3 separate regions of the Homo sapiens genome follow, and regions 2 and 3 are each linked to region 1. Evidence: chromatin contacts called from ENCODE Hi-C or POLR2A ChIA-PET data. All regions are on one chromosome and are shown on one strand. The core of a region is the stretch at or near the end of the contact, and the rest is flanking DNA. Distances in the headings are between cores, read along the strand shown. Region 1 holds the start of TBILA (TGF-beta induced lncRNA). Region 2 holds the start of ZBTB20 (zinc finger and BTB domain containing 20). Region 3 holds the start of LINC01215 (long intergenic non-protein coding RNA 1215).

Region 1 (2,811 bases), core at 222-2,721:
GGCTTTAAGTCTGGTCTCTTTCACTTAGTGTAATGCATTTGAGATTGATCCAAGTTATTGCATGTATTAATAGTCCACTCCTTTTCAATGATGGTCAGGATTCTGTTGTGTGGATGTAATATAACACAGAGCTTATTTAGCAATTCACTCAATGAAGATCAGTTGGGCTATTTCCAGGGTATTTCGGCTATTATGAGTAAAGCACATATAAAAATTTGTACACACAGTCTTAGAGGACATAAGTTTCACTTGGCTAAATGCCTAGGAGTGAAATTGCCAGGTTGTACAGTAACCCTATGTTCAATTTTATAAGAAATTGCCATACTTCTGAGATGGGAGAGTTCCCTTGACCCCTTCTCGGGACTTGCGACAGGGGTGTGGCCTACTTACTTGGCCACCACCATGCTCAAACTCTCTGTGGGAGCGGGAGCACGCAGGCAAGCGGGTGCCAGGGCTTCGATGAGCACTTTTGGGCTCCAGCCCAACAGCAGCATTTAGGGATGTGTTACAATTCATGCTCTTTTAGCAGTTGCCATCCGTGGACAGCTAAGTGTTAACCCACTCAATGGAGAGTCAGGGTGGCAGCCTTTTACACCCTGCCCTGTTGGTACCCAGGTTCTTGTTCAGCATCCAGGAAGAATCAGGTTGCATGAATGGTTTGAAAGTTGATGGATGTGGACGATTTTATTAAATGGTGGAAGTGGCTCTCAGTGGAAGGGGAGCTGCAAAGGGGATGGTGCAGGAAGAAAGTGACCTTTCCCTGAAGTCTGCTGTCTCTGGCCGGGCTCCTCCCTGAAGTCATGCCACCTGAAGTTAAGCCACATCTCTGACACTCAGTTGCTTCTTCTCCTCTTGATGTTCAGCCGCTTGTCTGTCTGCCAGCTGAGGTCTGGGGTTTATATGGGCACGGGATAGGGGGGCTGGACAGGCTAAAGAGTAACATTTGGGCAGGATAACAGGGATAACTGTTCTCATTTAGGGCTTCGGTTTCAAGGCTTGAGGGTGGGACCTTTGCCAGTGAACCACCCTCTTCTACCCAGTAAAGCCCTGCCTTCTGTCCTTATCACTTCTTTCCAAAAAGGCTGTCATTTTGCATTCTCATCAGCAATGCATGAGACTTCCAGTTGCTTTGCATACCTTGCCATACTTGATATTGTCAGGGTTTTATAGCCATTGTAATAAGTATGTAAAAGTGTTCCATTGTGGATTTGATTTACACTTCCCTAATAACTACAATGTTTAGCATCTTTTAATGTTCATCTGTATAGTTCCTTTGGTGAAATGTCTGTTCAAATATTTTGCCCATTTTGTTACTGGGTGTTTGTTTTCAGATTTGAGAGTTGTTGATACTATATTTTCTACAGGTCTGTGGCTTGACTGTTTTAACCTCCTTCTGACTTTTCTAAGAAGACAACGTGATTTATAAACGTAAATATCTGTAGTGGAAAAACTCCCATGGCCCATCTGTAATTTCAGACCTGGGATTCCCCAGAGGTTCGAAGCTCTCATTGACGGGTAGTTGCTGGTTATGGCCAACAGCCAGGTTGGTTCAGGCACTGACATGTTAGGACATTCTGCACATGCGTGCCTCTAACACTCCTCCCCCAGCCTCTTCCTTCCCTCTGCAGAGACACCCTTCTCCTTTCTGCTGTCTCTGCACGGGTGGCCAGAGCCACACAGCCCTTTCTTTAAGTCAGGAGTTGCCCTGTCAGAGCACAAGGCAAGAAGGAAGTGGTAAAGGGACGGAGGGGAAGCCCTGAGAGGACTGAGAGGATGGGAAATTCTCTGCTGAGAGAAAACAGGTAAGTCTAGACTCCCTGTGGGAGAGCAGAGGAGATGGGACAGGACAATACAGCAAGGAAGAGAAAAAGAAAGCTAGTATACAGTTAGCACACTAAGTTGGGGTAGAAAGTAGTTGGGTAAGGAAACTGCCAAGCCTTCAGTGCCTACTCTGTGCCAGATACCACATTAAATTTCCCATAGGTTTTGCCTTCTCCCAAGAATCATGGTGAGCAGCTGATGGAGAATAGCTGAAAGGTGGAAAGACTTTACCAAGGAAGGTCTATATAATAGGTTACCACCTAAGAAATGAAACAACTTTCTGAAAGCCCGGGAAGGAGATGCTCTCCTGAGCTCCTCATGCTCCACAAGGAGGTCAAAATCACCACCCTCTTTCAGCCACTATTTTAAGTTTGAAATAAACAGCAAGCTTCCTGCCACCTTGAGTCTTCCTTTGATGTGCACTCCCTGCAAGCAGGTAAGCAGAGGTCATCTAGATTAAATAGGCACAGAACTCAGATTTACTTTCTGGACCTCAGCCTCTTTATTTTAAGTAGAAATAATAATACAATATCTACCTTAGAGAGTTCTAGTGTGTATTGTGCTAGCATAGTGCCTGACATAAAGTAGGGTTCAAAATTAGAAGATATTTTCTGCTTTCTTTTTCTGACCATCATCTTCCTTAATATCAAAGCCGTGCCACCAAAATAGTGCCACCACAGACAAGGTAATCTCTAGGGTATAAAGTGGGGTGATCTAGAGAGAGTAAGCGAGCCAGAGGGGGTCTTCACAGGGTTATGTTTGGAATCCCTGGTCTCAGTTCATGCTACTGGAGAGTGGAACACAGGAAAAAATGGTAGCCCACTTTTGACCACTTGCCGAAAAGAGGATTGGTGGTCCTGTGGAATATCTCATGTCCCTTCCTAAGAATCATGTTGTCTGAGACTTCTCTACCCTGGGTTGTCACAGCCCCTTGTCAATCTTCTACTCTAGCATTGTTCTAACAATTATATAAATTACTATTTTTATTAC
Region 2 (2,787 bases), core at 110-2,609, 3.0 Mb before region 1:
CTTCAGCCTCATTTTTTTCTCCAATGCCTGAGTACTGGACCAATATTTGGTAAGAATTTGGCTCTGGGGAGTGCTATGTTGAATGACAAATGGTTGAGGACGAAGATTTTATTGAAGCATTTGAACCACACTTAATTTTCCGTGTTGCTTTATTTGTTCCTTTTACCACCCAGGATATTGAATTCTGTGGGCTCTGGTTGAGTCGTTGGTACTTCAGGCGTTCAGTAATAAGAAACATAATCTGCTTTTTCCGGCAGGATAATAAATCTCATTTATATTAAGGGAGGCTTACTCCAAACTCTTTTACATAGTATTTTTCTAAATCTTCTGCATGAACAAATTCTTCCTTGAGCCCTAGCACTGGGGACCCGGTCTGGCAACCTGCGCCCCATTCCGCGGGAATCAAGCGTGACCCGGTGCGGCCTTGCGCGCTGCCGCCAGCCAGACCCTCCCTCCGGCTTTCCCACCCACCGCCCGGGATCCAGCCTCCATCCCGCTGCCTCAGCTGTCCAAGACAGCGACACCCCCCTCTCCGCTCCCGCGGCTCCCCCGGCGCAGCTCGCCGCGCCAGACAGCGGGTAACCGCCGCCTCCGCTGGGGCATCCCGGCTCCACAGGCCCAGCGCGCTCCAGACACCTGCCTCTCACTGGCCACCGCCGCTGCCCCTCACCCCGCAGCCCTCTCGGCAATTGGCCCCAGGCCGCCGCTCGTCATCCTCAGCCTTCTCCTAGAGTACCGCCTCCGTCGCCGGGTCATTTAAGTTTATCACAAATAAATAAATAAAGGAGGAAATAGAAATGCGTAGAAAGTAAAAGCAGTAGGGGGTGGGGGAGATGGGGCGTGGAGGAAAAGGAGGGAGGAGCGGAGGAGTAAGCAACCTAACCTGATTGCGCCTGTGTCGACCAATCATGGCTCACTCCAGTCCGGTCTGACGGGCTCCCTGAACCAATAGCCTTCCACCTCCCGGATCACTGAACAACGAGATACGATTGACCTTTTCAGAAAGGGTGAAGGTGCGGCGGGGGGAGGGGGTTGTGGGGGTGGGCGAAGTGGAAGGATTGTCCACCAATCGCCTGTTAATACTTCTCTGAGCGAAGTTTCCGCGTCCCAATGGATGTTTGAGATAGCGGATTGGGCCTCTTTTAGCCCAATCGAAGGTGACAGAGATGAGGGAAGAGGAAGAAAGGGGCGGGGACGGGGGGGCGGAGGGGAGAAGGAAGAGTGCATTTTGTTTATGGGCGGCAACCTCACGAGGGGCGTCCCATTCTCATTGGCTCACTGAAGCCAAGATTGGCGTGAGAGCTATCCTATAGCGGGGAGAGATAGAGGGTTCGCGGAGTGAAGCGTCCAATGTGGGCCTTCTGCCGAAGAAGTAGGGGCGGGGGGAAGTTTAGGAGTTGAGGAAAGAAGATTAAAGAGCGCGAGGAGGTAATGCCACAAACTCTAATTTGTTGTGGGACGGGCGGGAGAGAGGGAGGAGTGTGTGCGTGCCGAGGGGGATGAGGCGTCTGCGAGGCGCCTGGAGTGGGGGGCGGCGGGACTGGGAAGGAGGGGAGCGGGGTGGGGTTGGGGGAGCGAGTTACAGAGCGGCGAGCCAGCGGGCCCTGAGCTGGATGAGCGCGCGCGCCCCCGCGCCCCGCCCCGCCCCGCCCCGCCCGCGCCCCCTCCCCCGGCGCCCTTCTTAGCGCCCGGCGGCTGCCTCGCCCGACCCGGCGGGGAGGTGGGAGGGAGGCGCGGGAGGGTCGAAGGGTGGCGGGGCGGGCGGGACGTCCCGCAGCTGGAAACGTGTCTTCTGCCTTCTTCTCTCTACTCCCTGCGCCTGGAGCCGCTGCTTCCAAGAAGAGGAGCTGAGGGGGACTAGCCGGGGCTCAGGAGCTGCTAGAGGCGCCCGCTTGTCTTCTGCCCCCTCCCTCCTCGCCCTCCCCCGCTTGCCGTGGCTCTCGCGGTCTCTGGAGCGTCTTCAGAGAACTGGGGGGCAGGAGGTGTCCTGGCCCCACAGCCGCTGGATGTCTCTCCAGACGCCGGAGCTCCCGGCCCCCGCCTGCTTCGCTTCTACGACTAGAGAGGAGGGGGCTTGGGAAGGGAAGACACACCTTTCCTTCTTTCTCTTCTTTGGGCCACTTCGGAAACATTAAAACATGTTAACACTTTTTGATTCCTGATATAAAAATGGTTGGAAGGTTCTTGAAAGTTTAAAACAAATGCCGTCTCTCGTACACTGTTTAATGTATTCCTGTCTGTGTGGCTTTTGGGTCCTCCCCCCACCCCCCGCCCCCAGCTGTTATCCTTTTTAAGGATGCTGAAGAGGCAGGAGGCAGGGATTTTCTAAAAGTTCTATTGATAAACACACTTGCACAAACATATGCTAGGCACACACACAAACTAAACATTAGCGAAAAACACAATATGGCGTACAGCTACGGTACCTAGCGCGGTAATCCGCTGATCTCTCACTCCGAACTGGGTTGAATGAGGTCAGTAGCAGGATGACAGCTCTCCAATGAAAATCTGAATGAATCAGGAAGTAGTTTGGAAGCTTGCGGGTGTAGTACTGTCCTCAGAATCAGCATTGGCCAAACCTAAGTTGAACATGTTACCTTTCTAGACATGTGAAAATCTTCTCCACTGTTTTTTCTATTAAAAATACCAAAAGGGTGCTAAAGTCAAGTTTCCTCACTGCGTGGCGGTGTATACATTTCAGCTAAAAAAATTATAGAGGCCATTCACCCAATGTTTTCAAGTGAACGCTATTCTGAAGTTACTGTTGTAACTTGTTGCCATTGAAAG
Region 3 (2,700 bases), core at 201-2,700, 4.0 Mb after region 1:
TGAAGCCTATGGATCCTTTCTTGTAGTGTTTTTAAATGCATAAAGCAAAACTCTTAGGCTTACAAAGGAAATCAATGATATTGAAATACAATTCTATCCTTGGGCCTCTTGTGGGGAAAGGGCAGTGTCCACAGACCCAGGTTAAGAATCTCTGCATGGGTAAATTGATTTCCCAGCTGACTGCTGAGCCACAACCTGCAGTTTGGAAAATAAGGCTGTACAAAGCCTCAGAACATTTTGTTGTAGTTAAGTATTTCAGATGCTTATTATCCTGTCACGGTTTTAACCCTCTTTTCCCTCCCTTTCCCCATGCTCCCTCTATCCAGTCACCCACACCCCACCACATGCACATGCATGTGTACTCACTTACATGCATGCACATATATGTTGCCACATATCCACATACACATAGGCACACACATGCACAGGCACACACATGCAGATCTTAGGTCACATATCTGGAATGAGATGAGGCACTAGACCACTGGGTCCAGCCCCTCCTGTGACCCCAGTCCCACTCCCTGACTGCCTCTGTGTCACAGCTCCTCTGGCTCCTGCCTCAGAACTACTCTAGTGGCTCATTATCTCTGCAGGGCAGCGCTCACCATCACGACTTTCTTGTTTTCTTTCACAGCATTGTGAGCCAATAGGTGCATTCTGCCTCAGAATAGTGGTGGAGACTGGTGGTGGCACAGCCCAGAGCTCTTGACGTTTATTTTCTCAGGCTTCAGTGAACCTTCTGTGGCAGGTGTTTCCTTTTGATAGGCGGCAGTTCCTCCCTGGGTCACTCCAGCCTGCAGCTGAAGCCCTCACTTAGCTCACTGTGGCTGTACTGAACACACCACCTCCCAACATGGAGCAGCCTAGCCAGGGGGTGCGGGAAGGAAAGATGGTTGCTGCCACAAATGAATGACTCAGCTACCTTCTCCAATGGTTTGATATTGACGTTTCCTCCTGTCATAGCAAAAATGCCCAGGTGAACTGTTTTCTCCATCGCATGTAGAAAGATGATGGTTGTCTGAACTGGTTCCAGGTAATGGACAGTGGTAAGCGCTCCCTTCTCTTATAGTATGTTATGGATTGAAGTGTGTCTCCCCACAAAAAGATATTACTGGAGTCCTAACCCTGAATATTTCAGAATGTGACCTTATTTGGAGATAGTGTGTTTACTGAGGTAATCAAATTTAAATGAGGTCATTACAGTCTCTAATCCAATAAGACTAGTGTCTTATAACAGAAACGAACGCTTACAGAGGGAAGACAATGTAAAGAGACACATGGAGAAGATGGCTGTATTTCCATTCTCATGCTGCTATAAGGACATACCCAAGACTGGGTAATTTATAAAGGCAAGAGGTTTAATTAACTCACAGTTCAGCATGGCTGGGGAGGCCTCAGGAAACTTAGAATCACGGCAGAAGGGGAAGCAAACACGTCCTTCTTCAAGTGGTGGCAGGAAGAGAACTGAGTGAGTAAAATGAGGAAAGTCCCCTTATCAGATCTCCTGAGAACTCACTCACTTTCACGAGAACAGCGTGAAGGTAACTGCCCCCATGATTCAATTACCTCCCCCGGGTCCCTTCCATGACACGTGGAGATTATGGGAACTACAATTCAAGATGGGGTTTGGGTGAGGACACAGCCAAACCATATCAACAGCCATCTGTAAGCCAAGGAGAGAGGCCTGGAACAGATACTTCCCTCGCAGCTCCCAGAAGGAGCCAATCCTGCCGACACCTTGATTTCAGACTTCTGGCCTCCAGATTGTGAGACAAGAACAGCAACTCGGCCTGTGTTCTCTGCCCTTGAGGTTGAAACAGGGAGCAGAAGGTTTTTTTTCCCCTCTGTGTTGCAGCATGGAGTTCTGAATGACAGATGAGGGGTTGATCACCCTCCACACCCATGCTAAGCCTTATGGCTTCACGGGGTTCAGGCTTCCTGTGTTCAGTCTTCTGTGTTGCCAGAAAAATTTGCATACTCCCATGGACAAAGAAAGCAGCAGAGGAGAAAGAAGAGCTTTCATTCACTTCCTCTTTGGGGTGAGAGCAAGTCTGAATGCTCTAGAATTGATTCTATTAGAAAAACTCTCTGACCCCAAATATGAATATTTTCACCACACCCAATACTCATAATTTTAAAAATAGATCTTTTGAGTTTCATCCTGACTAGTAACCTAAAGATCACTGACTTCTGATTTATTTTTTTATCATGCTCTACAGTTAGAAATGCAAACATATAGACTAGAGAGGGCCACAGAGGTGTTTGATCCCATCACTTCATGTAGGTAGGAAGATGTTGAACCCCTGAGAGGGGTCGGAACTTGTCCAAGATCACACAGCAGGCAGAGTACATCAGGACCTCAAACCCATATCTTCTGCCCTCTCCTCCTAAGGTCTCCATCACTAACACCCTGTCACGGTCCATCCTGCTAAGGAAGTCTCTACTATAAAATCCCATACCTTGAAAATTAATTGTTTTTCCACTCACACGTTACCACCCTTCCCTCCTGCAAACATTTGGAAGTTGAAAGGTCGCACAGCCTTCATGAAATTAACCAGAAGAATTGAAAGGAAGCTGATGACAAAAGTACTTCAAAATCTGTTTTTCATGAAAACAGCTTTTTCTTTTCCCCCTCAGATCAAACTGAATTTTTCTTTTTATTTTTGCGGTATTCTTCTAATTGTGCCTTTTTAAATGTGT

What was found. A loop is a pair of places that touch in the nucleus more often than their neighbours do. ChIA-PET counts read pairs that join two places held with the same protein, here RNA polymerase II (POLR2A). Pooled maps may share reads with other maps.
Region 2: a loop to region 1 is called in a pooled map, with 7 times the contacts of the local background. The contact joins the promoter of ZBTB20 here to the promoter of TBILA in region 1. A Hi-C loop is called at or near these places in 2 of 37 single-sample maps with no recorded cell type and 7 of 50 pooled maps.
Region 3: a map of OCI-LY7 shows a loop between it and region 1 (15-fold over the local background). The contact joins the promoter of LINC01215 here to the promoter of TBILA in region 1. A Hi-C loop is called at or near these places in 1 of 168 maps with a recorded cell type or tissue (OCI-LY7), 3 of 37 single-sample maps with no recorded cell type and 8 of 50 pooled maps. POLR2A ChIA-PET finds 5 or more read pairs at or near these places in 1 of 52 experiments (activated T-cell).

What each region holds. Positions count from the first base shown.
Region 1 is chr3:112,132,083-112,134,893 of GRCh38, reverse strand. TBILA (TGF-beta induced lncRNA) reads right to left here and starts at 1,471. Exons shown (of 1, transcript NR_157393.1): 1 at 1-1,471. It overlaps GCSAM (germinal center associated signaling and motility), which reads left to right and starts at 1,646. Exons shown (of 6, transcript NM_152785.5): 1 at 1,646-1,802. The coding sequence starts at 1,774. It also overlaps a transcript of C3orf52 not described here. RefSeq lists enhancers at 1,321-1,500, 1,981-2,040.
Region 2 is chr3:115,145,860-115,148,646 of GRCh38, reverse strand. ZBTB20 (zinc finger and BTB domain containing 20) reads left to right here and starts at 1,359. Exons shown (of 12, transcript NM_001348800.3): 1 at 1,359-1,428. RefSeq lists silencers at 364-583, 1,144-1,313, 1,624-1,893 and enhancers at 634-843, 2,574-2,683.
Region 3 is chr3:108,123,814-108,126,513 of GRCh38, reverse strand. It overlaps LINC01215 (long intergenic non-protein coding RNA 1215), which reads right to left and starts at 1,450. Exons shown (of 2, transcript NR_110030.1): 1 at 1,372-1,450. RefSeq lists enhancers at 438-537, 1,038-1,117, 1,338-1,387, 1,668-1,807, 1,878-1,927 and 2 more.